2 separate regions of the Homo sapiens genome follow, and region 2 is linked to region 1. A link is a loop called in an ENCODE intact Hi-C map of the cell type or tissue named here. Cell type or tissue: K562. All regions are shown on one strand. Each heading gives the region's core, and the rest is flanking DNA. Links, peaks and the distances in the headings are about the cores only. Region 1 overlaps ZNF280B (zinc finger protein 280B). Region 2 holds the start of PRAME (PRAME nuclear receptor transcriptional regulator).

Region 1 (9,906 bases), core at 964-8,963:
CACTCAGATAAACAAGACGGATAACACTGAAATGAAATACAGACAATGCAGTGGATTTTCAACAATAACTACAAAAAGGACTGAACAAAGAGACAAACAATGAATGTGGGCTTGCCTAGGAAATACAGTAGAAATGTCAAAAAAAGTTAAATGAATGAGAGGGGTACTACAATCCTCCACCCCAGGAAACCACAGCAAGGTGCCGTGGATCCTCTCTGAAGCCTGACGTTCAGGTTGTTCATATTTTAGGTACCCTGGACACTTGCTCATAGGCCCTGCAAGAGGTTACAGCAGCTGTTCCCTCCCACAGGGCAAAGCCAGATCTCACAGCCACCTAGGCCTCCCCATGACAGGGAGTTGCTCCCTGGGACAAAGACCAGAATAGGAGGAGGAGGGAGAGATAAAAGGCTCAGATTTGCATAATGTGTCCCACAAATACCTAACCTTTATGCAAGAGGTGAGGAGGGCATAAAAGAGCCATTAGAGAGTCCAACACTAGCTGTGAGGCCAGTGGGCCCTTGGAACTTCAGCACCGTGGTCTAGACTCCTCTCCTCCTCCTCACTCAGTCACTGCCCAGGTTCACAGAGATTTCAGATCAGCCTTTAGAATGATTCTTCTGCCTTCTTTTGGGAGAAAGTGGGTCTAGGAAAAATAGAATGCAAATATTTTTCCAATCCATAGGGAACAATAAGAGGTATACTAGATGAAGAGTTTATGGTCAAATATTTTTTCAAAAAAAAAATCTCTCTATGATGTAATTCTGACTGATAATAGCAAAGAAAACAAGCTCCTTATTTTATATAAAAAATTTTTCTTTTTTTTTTTTTTTTTGAGATGGAGTCTTGCTCTGTCACCTAGGCTGGAGTGCAATGGCACGATCTTGGCTCACTGCAACCTCCACCTCCTGGGTTCAAGTGATTCTCCTGCCTCAACCTCCTAGGGATTACAACCTCCTAGTAGCTGGGATTACAGGCAGCCGCCACAACGCCCGGCTAATTTTTGTATTTTTAGTAGAGACAGGGTTTCACCATGTTGGTCAGGCTGGTCTCAAACTCCTGACCTCGTGATCCGCCCGCCTCGGCCTCCCAAAGTGCTGGGATTACAGGCATGAGCCAACGCGCCTGGCCTAAAAAATTTTTCAAAACAATGCAAGTTTACTACATAAAATCTGGCTTTTTTTTTTTTTTTTTTTTTTTTTAATGATGTGGTCCTGCTCTGTCATTCAGGCTGGAGTGCAGTGGCACAATCACTGCTTATTGCAGGCTTGACCTCCCAGGTTCAAGCTATCCTCCCCTACCTCAATCTCCCAAGTGGCTGGGAACATAGGTGTGTACCACCACACTTGGCTAATTTATTTATTTTCTGTACAGCCTGGATCCCCCTGTGTTGCCCAGGCTGGTCTTGAACTTCTGGGCTCAAGCTATCCTTCCTCCTCAGCCTCCTAAAATTCCGGAATTACAGGCGTGAGCCACCATGCCCGACCTAGAAGTATTTGTTTCAAGGAGCATATTTAACTACGCCGTAAAGACCAAATAGTTCAGAAGTTAGATGTTACAATTTTAGTCTCTTCTCCTACTTCTTCTTTTTTTTTTTTTTTTTTTTTTTTGAGACAGAGTCTCACTCTGTCACCCAGGCTGGAGTGCAGTGGTGCAATCTTGGCTCACTGCAATCTCTGCCTCCTGGGGGGGTCAAGCAATTCTCCTGCCTCAGCCTCCCGAGCAGCTGGGAGTACGGGCATCTGCCACCACGCCGGCTAATTTTTGTATTTTTAGTAGAGACGGTGTTTCTCCACGTTGGCCAGGCTGGTCTGGAACTCCTGAGCTCAAGTGATTTGCCCCGCCTCGGCCTCCCAAAGTGCTGGGATTACAGGTGTGAACCGCCGCGCCTGGCTGTTCTTTCACATATTTTCTCCATAGTTCAGATCACAATGTATACAAATTTTTTTCCTGCTAGTTTTCTTTCACATTACTGCAATCTATCTCTTTTAAAAAAAGTATATAGTGCAGCTATTTCAGCCAGGCACGGTGGTTCATGCCTGTAATCCCAGCACTTTGGGAGGCAGAGGCGGCTGACCACTTGGGGCCAATGAGTTTGAGACCAGCCTGGGCAATGTGGTGAAACCCCATCTCTACTAAAATTACAAAAAAATAATTAGCCGGGCGTGGGGGCCCGCGGCTGTAATCCCAGCTCCTCAGGAGGCTGAGGCAGGAGAATCTCTTGACCGCAGGAGGCGGAGGTTGCCGTGAGCCGAAATAGTGCCACTGCACTCCAGCCTGGGCGACAGAGTGAGTGAGGCTCCGCCTCAAAAAAAAACCAAACCAAAACAACAATAACGAAAAACAACAAAAAAAGTAGATTGTGCAGCTATTAAATGAAAAGTACAAAACTGTTCAGTTTCCAGGCATTTAAAATTATTTCTGGCCAGGCCTGGTGGCTCATGCCTGTAATCCCAGCACTTTGGGAGGCCGAGGTGGGCACATCACCTGAGATCAGGAGTTTGAGACTAGCCTGACCAACATGGAGATACCCTGTCTCTAACTAAAAAAAAAAAAAAAAATTATTTCTACTTTACATTTACATTAGTACAACCAAAGTATTGATGAATTATCTTACATACTCAATTTTGGATATATACATAAACATTCATTCTGTAAATTTTTATTGGATATGTTAAAAGCATCCCATGAGGCCAGCAGTGGCTCACGCCTGTAATCCCAGCATTTTGGGAGGCCAAGGCAGGTGGATCACCTGAAGTCAGGAGTTTGAGACCAGCCCGGCCTACATGGTGAAACCCTGTCTCTACTAAAAATACAAAAAATTAGCCGGGCATGGTGGCAGGTGCCTGTAGTCCCAGCTACTTGGGAGGCTGAGGCAGGAGAACTGCTTGACCCCTGGAGGCAGAGGTTGCAGTGAGCCGAGATTGCGCCATTGAACTCCAGCCTGGGCAGCAGAGTGAGACTTTGTCTCAAAAAAAAAAAAAAAAGCATCCTATGAAAAAAATGAAATTATTACCTTTTTATTCATATATTGAAATAACTTCCAAAAAGGCTTATGCCAATTGAAACTCCTTTTAATACATCCTCACTGACAGTAAACATTACAATTTATATAATATTCATCAGTACGCTACCATTGCTTTAATTCCCATTTTTGTTTTTGCTATGGAGACTAAATATTTTGCATTTATTTACCAATCAGCTATATTTATTCTTTGTGAAATGGACAGGGATTTTTTTCTTTACAACAATTTTATAATAGTGCATTAGAGATTTGTCTTAGTAATCTTTTTTTTTTTGAGATGGAGTCTGGCCCTGTCACCCAGGCTGGAGTGCAATGGTGCGATCTCAGCTCACTGCAACCTCCACCTGCTGGGTTCAAATAATTCTCCTGCCTCAGCCTCCCAAGTAGCTGGGATTACAGGTGCCCACCACCATCATGCCCAGCTAATTTTTGTATTTTTAGTAGAGATGGGGTTTCACCACATTGGCCAGGCTGGTCTCGAACTCCTGACCTTGTGATCTGCCCACCTTGGCCTCCCAAAGTGTTGGAATTACAGGCGTGAGCCAACACACCCGGCCCCCGATTTTTCTTAGTAATCTTTGGAAACACTTCAGAAATATTTTTAATTAGCCCTTTCATAATCTCAGGCTATAATTTTCCTGTTTATATGCCATAAAATGTGAACATGTTACACCGTCAAATAAAAAAAGCAAGGTGCAGAAGACTGTGCATAATATAAATCAGTTATTTAAAAAAAAGAAAAGAAAAAATAAGAAACTATCTGAAAGGCTAAAAAAAGAATCTGAGTTGTTACTTTTTCGATGTTTGAAGAATGTGAATATATTATATACTCAACATTTTAAAATAAATGAACTTTAAAAAGAATCCTCTCAAAATGGTGTCAGCCACAATGGCACACCAGAGAGTGGGAAGGCAACACAATGACCATTAACTCAGTTTTAGCTGCCTTCCTTGTATCATAAAAACTTCTAATGTTCCATTTTCCCTGTGGTAACTTCCAAGATGGCCTCCAGTGATTCCCCACCCTCTGGTATTCCTATCTGTATATGGTCCATTCCCACATAGCATCAGGGTTGCTCTGGGTGACCAAGAGTATACAACAGAGTGAAGTTATTTTACCTCCAAGGCTATTATAAAAAACATTGCAATGCCTTCCTTGTTCTCTTTTGGATCACTCATTCTGTAGGAAGCCAGCTGACATGTCATGAGGACCATATGACAAGGAACAGAGGGAGGCCTCCTGCCAATACCCAAGTGAGTTTGAAAGCCCTAGTCAAGCCTTTCACATGATATGGCCCCAGTCAACATCTTAACTGCAACCTCATGAAAGAAGCTGAGACAGCACCACTCAGTTAAGTGACCCCAAATTCCTGACCCTCGGAAACCATGAGATAACAAATAGTGGTGGTTTTAGTTGATAAGTTTGCAGTAATATATTATACAGCAATAGGTAACTAATACAGATTTTAGTACCTGGAAGGGAGGTGCTGGTGTAATACCTAAAATGTAGGAGTGGCTTTGAAACTGGGCAGTGGGCAGAAGCTAAAAAATCTTCAAGGAGATTGTCAGTGCAAGCCTTAGTAGAAAACTGGACTCTGAGAAGGCTCTGGTGTAGCTTAAAATGAAGTGAGGAACATGTTATTAGAAAATTGAGCAAGGGGTTACGTAGTTACGTAGTGGCAGAAAGTTTAGTGACTATCACCTAGTCAGGTGAAAGTAGAAAATGTACCTGAGTCATCTAATTGAGATTTCCAGCCAGAATGCTGAAAGTGCTGATTGGTTTCTTCTTGCTACTTATAGTAAAATCTGAGGGGACAGAAACAAGCTAAGGGAAGAAGTGTTAAACAAAAAAGAGCCAAGAGCCAGTACCTGCTGGTTTTGAAAATTCCCAGTCTTTCCAGATGGCAAAAGATGCTAAAATTAACTGCTCCCAAGCAAAGGTTATATCCAGGGCACTAAAGAAAGGTGCAGAAATATGAAAGATGAGGGTAAAAATCCTTTTTACTTTTTCTTTGAGACAGAGTTTCACCCAGGCTGGAGTGTAACGGCTTGATCTCAGCTCACGGCAACCTCTGCCTCCCAGGTTCAAGTGATTCTCCTGCCTCGGCCTCCCGAGTAGCTGGAGTTACAGGTGCAGGCCACCATGCCCAGCAAATTTTTTTTTTTTTTTTTTTTTTTTTTTTTTAGTAGAGACGGAGTTTCACCATGTTGGCCAGGCTGGTCTTGAACTCCTGACCTCAGGTGATCCACCAGCCTTGGATTACAAGTGTGAGCCACTGCACCCAGTCAGAGGGTAAAATCCTTTAAGGCTCTGAAAGATCAAAAATGATGCTTCAGAGTACAGTAGTCCCCTTTATCTGTGGTTTTACTTTCCATGGTTTCAGTTACCCACAGTCAATTGTGGTCCAAAAATATTAAACGGAAAATTCCAGAAATAAACAATTCATAGGTTTTAGTTTATTTATTTATTTATTTAATGACAGGGTCTTGCTCTGTCCTTCAGGCTGGAGTGCAGTGGCGTGATCTCGGTTCACTGCAACCTCTGCTCCTCGGCCTCAAGCAATCCTCCTACCTCAGTGTATTGAGTAGCTGGGATTACAAGTGCCCACCACCACACCCAACTAACTTTTGTATTTAAGTAGAGATGGGGTTTCACTATGTTGGCCAGGCTGTTCTCAAACTCCTGACCTCAAATGATCTATCTGCCTCAGCCTCCCAAAGTGCTGGGATTAGAGGCGTGAGCCACCACACTCAGCCAACAATTCTTAGGTTTTAAATTGCATGCCATTCTGGTTAGTGTGATGAAATCTAGTGCAGTGGCTCTGAGTTCCATTCAGGACATAAATCATCCCATTGACCAGCATCTCTATGCTGTGTATGCTATGCTCTTGTGGTGTTATAATATACATTGGTTTTGTCCACAGTTCATAACTCCCACAGCCCTTGTTACAGTCTTTTGTTATAATGTTCGGTGTTAGGCCTCAGAGGTAGGCTTCTGACCTTCTGCCATCCTTTTACCTGCCCCAAGGCAGGACTCTAATCTTTCTGATTGTGGGTTCTAAGACCCTCCCAAGAGAGAATCCTGCCCTATACTCTAGCGGGAGAGAATGCTTAAGTCATGAAGCTTCCATAAAAACCCAAGAAGACTGGGTTCAGGGAGCTTCCAGTTAGCTGAACAACACTTGGAGGTTCTTGGAGGTTGGCGCACTCAGGGAAGCCATGGAAGCTCCATACCTCTTTCCACACACCTTGCCCTGTGTGTCTCTTCATCTGTATCTTTTGTAATATCCTTTATAATAAACCTGTAAACGTGTTTCCTCAAGTTCTGTGAGCTATTGTGGCAAATTAATGAAATCCAAAGAGGGGGTTGTGAGAACCCCAACTTGAAGTCAGTCAGTCAGAAGTTCAGTATACCCAGACTTGGGAGTGGTGTCTGGGGGTATGGGGGGAAGTCTGGAGGACCGAGACCCTAACCTGTAGGATCTGACACTAAACTGTTCCAGGATTCCTGACACTCAGAGACTATGTGAGTTAATGTTTAAGCTGTTAGTTTTGTGGTAACCTGTTATGCAGCAACAGATAACACATTCCCTTCCCTGTTTGCAAAGCACACAATCCCACCCATCAAAAAACATGGAAAAATGGTACTAAGGTTTCGATGTGTATGTTTATACACACCCATGCACACATCCCTCAGACAGCTTTTCTGTCATTTCTGACATTGTGCCTCTTTCTACTGTTTTGGATTCTATCAATCCCTGGATAGGATCAAGGAATAACCCCATCCCATTCACATCCAAAGTTCTAAGCCATTAGCCCACATACATGAATACAGGGGAAGATACAAATGAGTCTAAGTTATAACTAGAGCAGGGGTCAGCAAACTTTTTTCTATAAAGTGTCAGGTAGTAAATATTTTAGGCTTTGCTGGGTGTATATGGGTCTCTGGCTCTAACAATGTTTTGAAAATTTAAACTTAGCCTAAAAGCCACAGTTTGCCAATGCTTGCCCTAAAGCTAAGAAAGACTTGTGTCTTAGTGGCAGTCTTGCCACACATTGATAATTGTTCTAATTTCAATCTCATAACCGGGAAGGAAAGAGTCTAAAAGGGCTAACCACTGAAATGGAATTTACTTTATTTATATGATGAATGCTTTTAAAAGACAAAATAACTCACTTATATAACATTTTTTTGAGAGAGTCTCGCTCCATTGCCCAGGTTGGAGCGCAGCAGGGTGATCTCGGCTAAGCCTCCACCTTCCACCTCCTGGGTTCAAGCGATTCTCCTGCCTCAGCCTCCCGAGTAGCTGGGATTACAGGCACACACCACCATGCCCAGCCAGTTTTTCTATTTTTAGTAGAGACGGGGTTTCACCATGTTGGCCAGGCTGGTCTGGAACTCCTGGCCTCAAGTGATCCGCCTGCTTTGGCCTCCCAAAGTGTTGAGATTACAGTTGTGAGCCACCATACCAGCATTTGAAAGAATAAAAATCACTATGGGATTAAGTAAACTCAATTGTATTTAGAATTTATCATTCTTTTCCATAGATGTTATCATGAATAATTACAATTGCAAAGTACATATAACTTTGTATGTTCCTTTCTTATTTTGCATTATAGCCAAATAAAATTGTGTACTGCAATAGCTCCTATAATCACTACTTTTGATAACTGAATACTGTTTGTAGTAGGTATATATTTAATAATTTGACTTTCAGTTTGGTTTCCAAGTTTTGGGTTTTTTGTTTGTTTTTGAGGCAGCATCTCTTGTCACCTAGTGGTACAATCATAACTCACTGCAGACCTCCTGGACTCAAGCCCTCCCGCCCCATCCTCTCAAGTAGCTGGTCAGACTACAGGTGTGCACCACCACGTCTTAATTTTTTTTTTTTGAGACGCAGTTTCACTCGTTTCCCAGACTGGATGGAGTGCAATGGTGCAATCTCAGCTCACTGCAACCTCCACCTCCCAGGTTCAAGTGATTCTCCTGCCTCAGCCTCCCCAGTAGCTGGGATTACAGGTGCCCGCCACTACGCCTGGCTAATTTTTGTATTTTTAGTAGAGACGGGTTTTCACCATCTTGGCCAGGCTCGAACTCTTGACCACATATGATCCACCCACCTCTGCCTCCCAAAGTGCTGGGATTACAGACATGAGCCACCACGCCCAGCTGGTTTGAATCCTTTGTTAAAGAAAATTAAAAAATAGGTTAGGCATAGTGGCACACACTTGCAATCCCAACACTTTGGGAGGCCAGGGCAGGAGGACTGTTTAAGCCCAGGAGTTCGAGACCAGCCTGGGCAACATAGCAGAACCCTGTCTCTACCAAAAAAAAAAAAAAAAAAAAAAAAAAAAAAACAAAAACCTCACAAAAAACAATGCTAAAGAAAGCGAATGAGATATAATGAATAAAAACAAAAATAGAGAAAACAAAACTAAAGCAAATGGGGGGTTGCTTCTTGGAAAAAGTAAATCAGAAACATTGATAAAACCAGGACGAATTAATGACAGGAAGAGGAAATACACTTTAATATTAGAAATGAGAAAGGAAGTGGGATTCCGAGTAGTTAAAACCATATCCTATCCCAAATAGAACTACTTTTGCTTCAGGAAAGGAAGGTTTCTAACAAGAAAGCTGTAAGTGCAACCAAGTAAAAACTTGGGTTAGTAAAGAAAATGATTGTCTTAATAGATGTTGTAAATTATAAAACTAAATAATTCTCTTTAAAGATTCTAAAAAATAGAAATAGAAACTTTTTTTTTTTGAGATAGAGCTTCGCTTGTTTCCCAGGCTGGATGCAACCTCCGCCTCCCAGGTACAAGCGATTCTTCTGTCTCAGCCTCCCAAGTAGCTCGGATAACAGGCATGCGCCACCATGCCTGGCTAACTTTTTTGTATTTAGTAGAGAGGGGGTTTCACCGTGTTAGGCTGGTCACAAACTCCTGACCTCAGGTGATCCACCCGCTTTGGCCTCCCAAAGTGCAGAGATTACAAGCATGCGCCACCACACCTGGCCCCAAAAATGGAAATAGAAATTATTTAAGCAATATACTTATTACCTTTAAGGGCAAATCATTTCTTATTAAAGCCAAGAACAAAGAAGCCCATTAACTCCATCTTAAATATTGTTTAGAAGTTCTGGCTGTAGTGCCGGGCACGGTGGCTCACGCCTGTAATCCCAGCACTTTGGGAGGCCGAGGCAGGTGGATCATGAGGTCAGGAGATCGAGACCATCCTGGCTAACATGGTGAAACCCCGTCTCTTCTAAAAAAAATATAAAAAATTAGCCGGGCGTGGTGGCGGGCGCCTGTAGTCCCGGCTACTTGGGAGGCTGAGGCAGGAGAATGGCGTGAACCCGGGAGGCAGAGTTTGCAGTGAGCCGAGATCAGGGGCCACTGCACTCCAGCCTAGCTGACAGAGCGAGACTCTGTCTCAAAAAAAAAAAAAGTTCTGGTGGTAGCAATAAGGCTAAAAATGAACACAAGTGGCAAAAAGGCAAAGATTATACAGTGGTACTAAATAAAAATTACAAACTAAAAATAGGCCAGGCATGGTGGCTCACTCCTGTAATCCCGGCACTTTGGGAGACCAACGTGGGCGGATCACTTGAGGCTAGGAGTTCAAGACCAGCCTGGCCAACACGATGAAACCTCGTCTCTACGAAAAGTACAAAAATTAGCTGGGCATGGTGGCACACGCCCATAGTACCAGCTGCTAGGAAGAATCACTTGAACTCAGGGGGTGGACATTGCAGTGACCTGGGATCGCGCCACTATACTCCAGCCTGGGTCACAGAGCGAGACTCTGTCTCAAAAAACAAAACAAACGTCCCATTTTACTTATGGTGGAAAAACAATACAGCAACAGCATTTTTTTCACAAAA
Region 2 (9,906 bases), core at 1-8,000, 79 kb after region 1:
TCACTCATCAGCTGCGGGAGACTGAGATTAGTAATAAAGGTCATTGTCAATGTCCCTAATTATCAAGCAGCTACTGGGCACAGCAAAGGCCGCAGCAGCTCTCATTCATTACCTCAAATAGCCTTCACAGAGAATCTAAAGTTCACTGTCATTTTCATTTTTAGTCTTGTAAGTCCCTGACTCTGTCTGGGGAAGAACCTGCTCAGCTCCAAGCAAGCAGGAATTGGTAGCCCTTATGTGAGGAGTTTAGAAAGAGTTTCATTTCCCTCCCTATCAAACAATCTAAGTGTTAGAAAGGGCTGATAAGCTTCACATAAACCATGGAAAAACAGGAAAACTGAGTAAGTCCAACAGTTAGGGAAGCTTCCATGGGATCCCCGCTTCCAGGAGATCCAAGGGAGGAGGAGGAACCGCGATCAAGTGTGAGTTGTGTAATCTCTGAGCTGTGCAATCTCCCTGTGAGGCAGTGACACTCCTCTGTCCAGCTTCACACTGCCAGTTTGTCCAGTGGCACTGGAGGAAGCAGCACCAGGGGCACATTTGCACAAAGGTGCTGTCCTTCCTCCCAGTATAAGGGAGAAGTGAAAAGACTGGGGCCCAGCATGACTCCTAGGGTCCAGACATGAATTGGGGAGATATTTCTGCATGTCCTGTCTACTGGTTCTTATGGTCCTTGTGGGCTGCACAGGCCAGAGTGGCCTCTGAGCTCATCAGGTGGGTGGTCTGCACCCTCCTCTCTAGTCATAGAATCCCAGTGGGGACCCCCGAAGTATCTGCACCAGGTCCTTCAGGTGTTTTTTTTGGAGTGCAGTGGCGCAATCTTGGCTCACTGCAACCTCTGCCTCCTGGGTTCAAACGATTCTCCTGCCTCAGCCTCCCAAGTAGCTAGGATTACAAGCACACGCCCCCACACACGGCTATATTTTTGTATTTTTAGTAGAGATGGGGTTTCACCATGTTGGCCAGGCTGGTCTCAAACTCCTGACCTCAAGTGATCTGCCTGTCTAGGCCTCCCAAAGTGTTGAGATTACAAGAGTGAGCCACCATGCCCAGCCTCTTTTTCTTTTTTAGAGACAGGGTCTTACTATGTTTCCCAGACTGGTCTTGAACTCCTGGGCTCAAGTGATCCACCCATTTCAGCCTCCCAAAGTGCTGGGATTACAGGCTTGTGGATACCAACAGCACCCGAGCACGGTCCCACAGTCCAACGCACTGTGCCGTCCTTGAGCCTTTAGTTCCAGCACAAGTCTCCCGGCTTCAACCCAGGTTGCATGTTCTCCCTGATCTCCCCAGGTGGCACCCAAGGATGAGGCAGTGCAATCTTGTTGCTCACTTCCCAGGACCGACACTTACCCCTAATGGCCCAAGCCCATGGGGCAGTGAGATCAAAGCCTCCTGGAGCTCATACTCTCTGACACCACTGGAAGTGTGGGCTTTTGCGTCTGATTACCCCGGGGAAAGGTTCTGAATGTAATCGTGGCTTTGGCAATAAGGTCCACAATGCATTAAGATTTTTTTTTTTTTTTTGGAGGAGGAGTTTCACTCTTGTTGCCCAGGCTAGAGTGCACTGGCACCATCTTGGCTCACTGCAACCTCCACCTCCTGGGTTCAAGCGATTCTCCTGCTCCTGTCTCAGCCTCCCAAGTAGCTGGGACTACAGATGTGGGCCACCACGCCCAGCTAATTTTTTTTCTATTTTTAGTAAAGACAGGATTTCACCATTTTGGCCAGGCTAGTCTCGAACTCCTGACCTCAGGTGATCTGCCCACCTCGGCCTCCCATGGTACTGGGATTGGGATTACATGCATGAGCCACCATGCCTGGCCTAGGGTTAATTTTTATTTTTGGAGACGGAGTCTCGCTCTGTCGCCAGGCTGGAGTGCAGTGGCATGATCTTGGCTTACTGCAACCTTCGCCTCCTGGGTTCAAGCGATTCTCCTGCCTCAGCCACTTGAGTAGCTGGGACTACAGGTGCATGCCACCACGCCCGGCTAACTTTCTGTACTTTTAGTAGACGCGGGGTTTCACAGTGTTAGCCAGGAATGGTCTCAATCTCCTGACCTGGTGATCCGCCCGCCTCAGCCTCCCAAAGTGCTGGGATTACAGGCATGAGCCACCGTGCCCGACCCTAGGGTTGACTCTCATACAAAGACAGCACGGGAAGTGAAATGCTCTTTTGTGGAAATGACCAGAAACAATAAAAGCGGCTCCTGCCTCTTCGTCTACTGTGAGGGACCTCAGGATGCAGCTCCCATCTGGCTCGAGTGACAAGGACAGAGGGGAACAGGGCTTCTCTGAGCACCTCAGACAGCTCAGGGGACCTTCTTACCCACAAACGCCTTCGTTCCATTTTGAAGCGACTTAGGCTGGCCTCAGGACCTCCAACGCTTGGATTTCTAGGTCTCAGTCACTTGTTGCCACGCACGTCTGAGAGTAATAATCAAAATGCTCCAAAAAGAAGAATACATGTATAATATTTACGAAGCAACGGCCTCCTGTGAAAACCTCCGCAAATACTGCTGAGGAAACTGACAACTGGCGACTCAATCCCGCCCTTTCAGTGCAAATCTCTGGCTCCAAACCTGAGCACCAGTGTTTCCTGGGCTGAACCAGGGGGCAGGAGGAACAACAGACCATGTGGTTGGTCACAAGTGACCCCTGTGGTCAAGGACCCTGACTACGGTCTTGCAGCGACATTTCTGCCTCTGCTCCCGCCTTCCTAGGACGCCTACGCCACTGCCTGGGCCGTCCCCAACCCCCAGCACCTTCAGAGGGGCCGAGTCCCAGAGCATCCACCGCATTACAAATGCGCACCCACCCTGGAGAGCTCCAACCACGAGCACCGCCGCCTCGGTTCAAGGCATCCTTACAGCCACAACTCCTCAACTGGGGCCAATTTTCCGGGGCAGGCGGCCCGGGGTGACCCAAGTGGCGCACATTATTTTCTTTGGTCTTCAACCCATTTCCAGAGAGAAAACAGGGACCCGGGACAGGGGTGGTGCTGGGGGCACAAGCCCAAGGTCACCCTGCGGGGAAGCGGAGGAATCAGGGCTCGAACTTACGTTTTTCCTCAGAGAGTTCACCACACCGCGAAGTTGCTGGAAGGAAAGAACGAGACAATGGCTCAGCTAAGCGCCCTAGCCGCTGCGTGGGGCGGGGGGGGCGGCGGTGGGGACCGGGGGGCTGGGCAGCCTGGTCTGACCAATCCCCGTTTCTCAGTCCTTCCAGGGCAAAATCTCACGAGATCCAGTGAGGTCGCCCAGAGAGTCGAGAGGGGCTTGTTTTCAAAGACTGGGAGGAGGAGGGGCAGTGGGGGAGGGGCAGTGGGGGGAGGAGCAGAGGAGAAGGGAGCAGGAGGAGGGGAAAAGGGGAGAGGAAGTTGGAGAGCAGAGGAGGCTGGGGGTGGGGAGGAGATGGGGGTGGGGAAGGAGGGGAGATGGGGGTGGGGAAGGGGGGGCGGGAGGAGGGTTAGGAATGGGGGAAGGAAGACAGGGTGGGGGAGGGGTGGGCATGGGGGAAGGAAGACAGGGTGGGGGAGGGGTGGGCATGGGGAAAGGGAGACAGGGTGGGGGAGGGGTGGGCATGGGGGAAGGGAGACAGGGTGGGGGAGGGGTGGGCATGCGGGAAGGGAGACAGGGTGGGGAACCGAGAAGAAAGACAGTGGGGGGGGATGGAGGAAGGAACACAGGGTGGGGTGGGGGGTCGGGATGGGGGAAGGGAAACAAAGAGTGGTGGAGGCGTGGGGATTAGGAACGGAGACAGAGGGTGGGGGAGGGGTGGGGTGGGGGAAGGGAGACAGGGTGGGGGAGGGGTGAGGATGGCGGAAGGTAGACAAGGCGGGGGAGGGGTGGGGATGGGGGAAGGGAGACAGAAGGGGGGGAGGGGTGGGGATGGGGGAAGGGAGACAGAAGGCGGGCCAGGGCGGGAATGGGGGAAGGGAAACAGGGTGGGGGTGGGGATGAGAGAAGACAGAGGTTGGGGGAGGGGTGGGGATGTGTAAGAAAAACAAAGGGTTGGGGAGGGGGAGGGAAAAGAGGCAGAGAGTGGGGGAGGGGGTGGGGATGTGGAAAGAAAGTCAGAAGGTGGGGGGTGAGGGGTGGGGATGGGTGAATACGTGATGGCTGCGGCCTTTCCCACCAGACAGTAGGGTGGGGGCAGGGTGGAAAAAGGGGGTGCGGTGGGCGAATGGAGAGGCAGTGGGGAGGCGGGGGGCTGACTGGGAGTGTGGGACGGGGTGTTCTGGGATCACGGAGACGTCCAAGTCTGGACTCTGTCCTGGGTCTGTGCTTCTGGCGACCTCCCTTTTCTTCAGTGGGATGCGGGGTGCAGGGGCCGGTTCCAGGGTCCCCTGAGCTCAAGTTCTCGCCCCACCCCGCCCCGCAAGTCTAGAAAAGATGCCCCTGGCCTTGGCTGGGTAATCTCTGGATTTACCTACTTCTGTAACCCCCCGGGCTGAAGAGACCACCCCCCGGGATTCAATTAACTTACTCTCTGGAGCGCGCGTTCCTCCCTGCTCCCGGGAGTCGGTTTCCCAGAACTTTCTGAGGCCCGCGCATGCTCCCCTCGACTCCCCGTGTTTCCACTCTCCACAGAAATCCACGCATTCACGCCCCTCCCCTCCCCCGAGCCTGCAGAGGACTCCGCCCTGCTTTCCCTACATTCAGGGCTGCTCCTTTTGTCGCCAATACAGACCTGTTGACAGGTCACGCCTGGGAAGCGGGTGGGGTGTCCCGGAGCGGTGCTGAGGCGCTGCAGGCCCGGCTTCTGGCTGCGGGGGAGCTGTACCCTGAAGCCTCGCCGGAACTCGCGTCTGGGGCCAGCAGGGGGCACTAGAGTCAACAGGGACTGTATGCAAAACCCACTTCCTCCCAGGCCCTCTAGGGGGATGGTCAGGCTTCTGCAGAGATGGGGAGGATCCTTTCCTGGTAAGGGGAGAGGGACGGGCTAGGAGCCAAGCGGAAGGACCCCGTGTTCAAGGCCCTTCAAGGGACGGGACAGGCGAGGAATCTCTTTGAGTCTTTTGAATTGTTTTATCAGTCAGGCCTGGGAAGTACTCCGCCTCCACAAACTCTGTTTTCCTGAAAGGGGTCGGGGGGGGGGACCCCAACATCTCCTGCCACAGGCTATGATGGGCATGGTGGCTAAGAGCAACAGGCCGCGTGGTGAGGCTGGCTTTTTGTGGCTCTGCCCTGCCATTCCCCGAGGCATCCCCATGCCAGTGAACAGAGCTGCGGGTTCCCAGCTGCACAGATGAATGCACGAACAAAACATAGGTCCATGCAAAGGAAGTCATTGCATTGATCCAGATTCGACCTGGGATTGTCGCATAAAACAGGGCTGATAAAAACCGTTGTGTTTTCACCTTCGAAACAGAGACTCAGCCTCCCCCTCTCTGCTTGAGGCATTCAGCAAAGGTTCGTCCTTGAGTGGCTGTGGATGCTCAAGGACTTACGATTTCTGACTTTATAAAGTTTAGGGTGAAAACAAAAAACAAAATAAGAAGACCATTGTTTTAAAGTGGCCGTTGTAGCTAATTATCTCAAGAAAGCAAACAGGCTGGTACTGAAAGTTACACAGGCGGGCGGCTCCCTGGGAGGGTTGCCCAGCTCTCCTTTTCTGAGACCTGAGCAGGGAGCAGCCAGAGGAGCTTGAAGGGATGGTGTTCAGGGCATGGGAACAGGCTGCACACATCTTCACGGAGTACGGTGCTTGTCCAGTTTGAGAAGGGAAAGAAACTGGGGCAGAGGGCTGATGAGAAGGCAGCAGATGGATAGTGCGGGATTGAAAAGGGGATCCATTTGAAGACTGGCCACCATTATTTATTTTCATCATCTGATTGCTGTTGCTCCATTGAGATCGATGCGTGGAGAACAAGTTGGGGAGTGGAACAAATGGCAGGGAGGGGAGAGAAGTGAGTGAACATGACCCTGGTCCAGCCTCATAGGACAGAGCGTGGTCATGAAGTCCACAGAGGAGGACAGGTAGGGAGGAATCATGGCATGGCCAGGTTGTAGGGCAAGAGGCAGAGAGGAGAGAGGATTGTGGAGGATGCCTGCGGAGTGCCGACTGTCAGTCGAGGCTGGTCCTTTATTTATTTATTTTTTTTTTTGAGACGGAGTCTCGCTCTTGCCCAGGCTGGAGTGCAGTGGCGCGATCTCGGCTCACTGCAAGCTCCGCCTCCCGGGTTCATGCCATTCTCTCGCCTCAGCCTCCCAAGTAGCTGGGACTACAGGTGCCCGCTACCATGCCTGGCTAATTTTTTTGTTTTTAATAGAGACAGGGTTTCACCGTGTTAGCCAGGATGGTCTTGATCTCCTGACCTCATGATCCGCCCACCTCGGCCTCCCAAAGTGCTGGGATTGCAGGCATCAGCCACTGTGCCTGGCCAAGGCTGGTCCTTTCTTTTATGGCGATGGGTGTTTGAAAGTTGCACATACCAAAATAAACTCACTATTTGTTGACCCAAAGTAAAACCCTGAGGGTATGAAAGGGAAGGGCTCATGCTTACATGGCTGAGATAAAAGCTGTCTCAGGAAGCTGGGTGTGGTGGCTCACCCCTGTAATCCCAGCACTTTGGGAGGCCAAGGTTGGAGGATCCCCTGAGGCCAGGAATTGAAGACTAGCCTGAGTGATATAGCAAGACCCCATCTATATTTTTAAAAAGGGTTGGCTGTCTCGGGACTTTTCGAAATAGCCCTGCAAGACATTCCTGTTTTGGAATCACAACAATTTAGATAAGATGCTTTTGAAAGAACACCTGCCTAGGCACAGCGTCTCCACCAATGAACTGATGCCAACTGTGGTTTTGAGTCTTCATAACCGGTGAACTGTTTGCAAGCAGCTTATTTAAATCTCTTTTTTTGCCAATACAACCTTCCCTTTGCCCTCCCCTCTTGAGATGCATATATGGCTTGCCATAGCTGAGCATCTTAGGTTATAATGCTTTTTCTCTTTTTTAATTTTTTTTTGTAAATTTATATTTATTTTTATATTTATTTATTTTTTGAGACAGGGTCTTGCTTTGTCACCCAGGCTGGAGTGTAGTGCATAATCGTAGTTCACCACTGCCTCCAACTCTCGGGCTCAAGCAGTCCTCCCACCTCAGCCTCCTGAGTAGCTAAGACAACAGGCATGCACCACCATGCCCAGCTAATTTATGTATTTACTTTATTAAAAATTTTTTTTTTTTGGTAGAGAGAGTCTCACTGTGTTTCCCAGGCTGGGCTTGAACTCCAGGCCTCAAGTGTTGCTCCCAACTCGACTTCCCAAAGTGCTGGGATTACAGGCATGAGCCACCATGCCCAGCGTATAATTTTGTATTCTAATTCCTGAATAAATTCAACAAATTTGGAGGTGTTTTTTGTCTGATGGTTCCTTTTGGTCGACAACTGGAATGGGAGAGGAACAGTGTGAGGGCAAACATCAAGTGCTTTGCTGAGCTCCGGGTGCTTTTTTTGGATAAGACACAGAAAATACAATAAGATGTCTGTAATGTTTGATTTTTTTCCAGGTTTCTTGAGGTATAATTGACAAATAAAAATTGTATGGATTCAAGGTGTACAATTCATATACATTGATCCACATATACCTTGTTTGATGATTAATCAAATTAGTTAACACATCTTTCACCCCAGCAGTCAATGTGTGTGTGCTCTGTTAGCAAATTTCAATTAATAATATAGCATTATTAACTATAGTTACTATGCTGTATATTAGAGTCTCAGGATTTACCATCTTATAACTAAAATTTTGTAGCCTTTGACCAACATCTCTCATTCCTCCCACCCACAGCCCCTGGGAACTACCATTCTACTCTGCCTCTATGAGTTCCACTTTTTGTGTTTCTTTTTTCCCTTTCCTTTAATTTTTTTTGTATTTGTTATATTACCAAACCATGTCAAAAGAGTTCCACTTTTTAGATTCCACATATTATTAGCTCGTACAGTATTTGTCTTTCTGCATCTGGCTTATTTCACTTAACATAATTTCCTCCAGGTTCATTCGTATTGTTGCAAATGGCAAGATTCCCTTCTTTTTTATGACTGATGATGTCTGTCTGCAATATTTGAAAAAAAAATGCAGATCACGTGAATGATTGTCTAATGTAATTCTATTCATGTAAAATTGTGTATGACCATAACAGTCACTCATTCATTGCTTCGAGTTCTTTACAATCGGATGCCATATTCCTGGGGCTCTGCTAGGCCTGAAATGGGGAGTAGGAGTTACAAGGTTCCTGGGATATCAGTAATTCATATTTGTGAATGTCTTAGATAAGTGGGCTAACATGTACAGAAAATGGTCACTAAAATGATAACACTGTTTGTTATAAAATACTTTTCTGTATTCTCTTGAACTTTTTTTTTTTATCATTTATTAGACTGCTTCAGCTGCCATAACAAAATATCACAGACTGGATGGATTAAACAACAAAAATTTATTTCTCACAGTTCTGGAGGCTGGGAAGTCCAAGATCAAGGTGTCAGCAAGGTGGGTGTCATTCTGAGGCATCTTCTCTTAGCTTATAGGCTGAGGCCATTTTGCGTTGTGCTCACGTGACCCCTTTGTGCGCATGTGTGGAGAGAGAGCATGGGTGCTTCTTCTTATAAGGATGCTGAAAGTTATGAGAACCCGACCCTTGTGACTTCACTTAATCTTAATTACTTCCTTAGAGGCCCCATCTCCATATACAGCCACAATGGGGATTAGGGCTTCAACATATGAATTTGTGGTGGGGGGACGCAAACACTCAGTTCATAAACATATGATTTTTTTTTCCTTGATCGGCAATGAAAATAGAGGTATCTTCATTTTGGAAAGTGAGAGTCAACCTGTGCTGAATTAGAGTGATGACAAGAGATACTTTAAGACTGCAATGAGGGAAGCAAGGGACGGGGACGCATTTGACAGTCTGTTCTGCTCTGCTCCTGGAAGTGAGAGAGGCTGAGTCGGGACTAACCTTTGCACGGATGAGATAGAGAACTGAGAGAGAAAAGTATGTATTTTTCTATGACCACCTAAAATAAACCTGGAGTTGAAGGGACCAGCACTCTCAACCTAACCATTCTGGGAATAAAAATCATAGAGACCTCGCTGATTAATGGAAACAATTTGCCTTTCGATTTTCTAAGCAGGTGAATGCAAGGAGTTTGTGAACTTTACTGCTGTTTTCGTGTTTTTTTAGGTGAAGACACTGACAGTAAGAAAAGGCAAACCACAGGTCCAAGACAAAGTGGTCAAGTCAAGAAGGAACTCAGGCTGTGTAGTCCTGGTGCAAGGCTCCTTGCCCCCAGCGTGGGGTCACACTGGCTGGCTGTGCTCCCACGACACTTAGTGCATACTGGGCTCCTGACTTAATAACACGTGTTTGAAATGGCCCCTGATTCCCAATCTGCTGCAGGATTCTGCAGATGCGCAACAGGCCACAGTGGAAGGTCTTGGAGAGAATTCAGAGTGGCTTGCCTACGTTCCCATGACCGTTTGTCTTAATGGGAGAATCACCATTTTGGAAAATTCTTTTGGAGGCCAGGCGCGGTGGCTCATGCCTGTAATTTCAGCACTTTGGGAGGCTGAGGCAGGCAGATCACCTGAGGTCAGAAGTTCGAGACCAGCCTGGGCAACATAGTGAAACCCCATCTCTACTAAAAATACAAAACTTAGCCTGGCATGGTGGTGCACACCTGTAGTCCCAGCTACCCGGGAGGCTGAGGCAAGAGAATCGCTTGAACCTGGGAGGCAGAGATTGCAGTGAGCCAAGATTGCACCACTGCACTCCAGTCTGGGCAACAGAGTGAGACTCTGTCTTAAAAAAAAATTCTTTTGGGGCTAGCTGTGAATGAGCTCAGAGGGAAAGGCAGGAGCCTTCAGGTAGGGAGCAGCATGATTCCACCCCAGATTCAGGCCTCC

Evidence for each region. Hi-C counts contacts between places; a loop is a spot of excess contacts. Peaks named below come from ENCODE experiments on the same cell type or tissue, not always from the same donor. Only the 100,000 strongest peaks of a DNase experiment are listed, where the experiment ranks them.
Region 2: it touches region 1 in a loop (2.5-fold over the local background); 4 of 110 quality-filtered maps call a loop at or near these places.

Annotation. Positions count from the first base shown.
Region 1 is chr22:22,474,529-22,484,434 of GRCh38, forward strand. ZNF280B (zinc finger protein 280B) reads right to left here. Exons shown (of 4, transcript NM_080764.4): 4 at 9,893-9,906. It also overlaps IGL. Among named protein-coding and RNA genes, the nearest start is that of ZNF280B, 29 kb to the right of the region's middle. In K562, for the core only: no CTCF peak of the experiment used is centred there; DNase peaks (open chromatin) are centred at 4,047, 4,312 and 5,883.
Region 2 is chr22:22,554,483-22,564,388 of GRCh38, forward strand. It overlaps PRAME (PRAME nuclear receptor transcriptional regulator), which reads right to left and starts at 4,783. Exons shown (of 6, transcript NM_206956.3): 1 at 4,489-4,783; 2 at 3,063-3,098; 3 at 2,330-2,427. The coding sequence starts at 2,350. It overlaps LL22NC03-63E9.3 (a long non-coding RNA gene), which reads left to right and starts at 4,861. Exons shown (of 3, transcript NR_027426.2): 1 at 4,861-4,925; 2 at 8,381-8,490; 3 at 9,185-9,906. It also overlaps IGL. RefSeq lists an enhancer at 4,700-4,994. In K562, for the core only: no CTCF peak of the experiment used is centred there; DNase peaks (open chromatin) are centred at 3,249, 3,719, 3,899, 4,799 and 1 weaker place; H3K4me3 peaks cover 3,949 bases.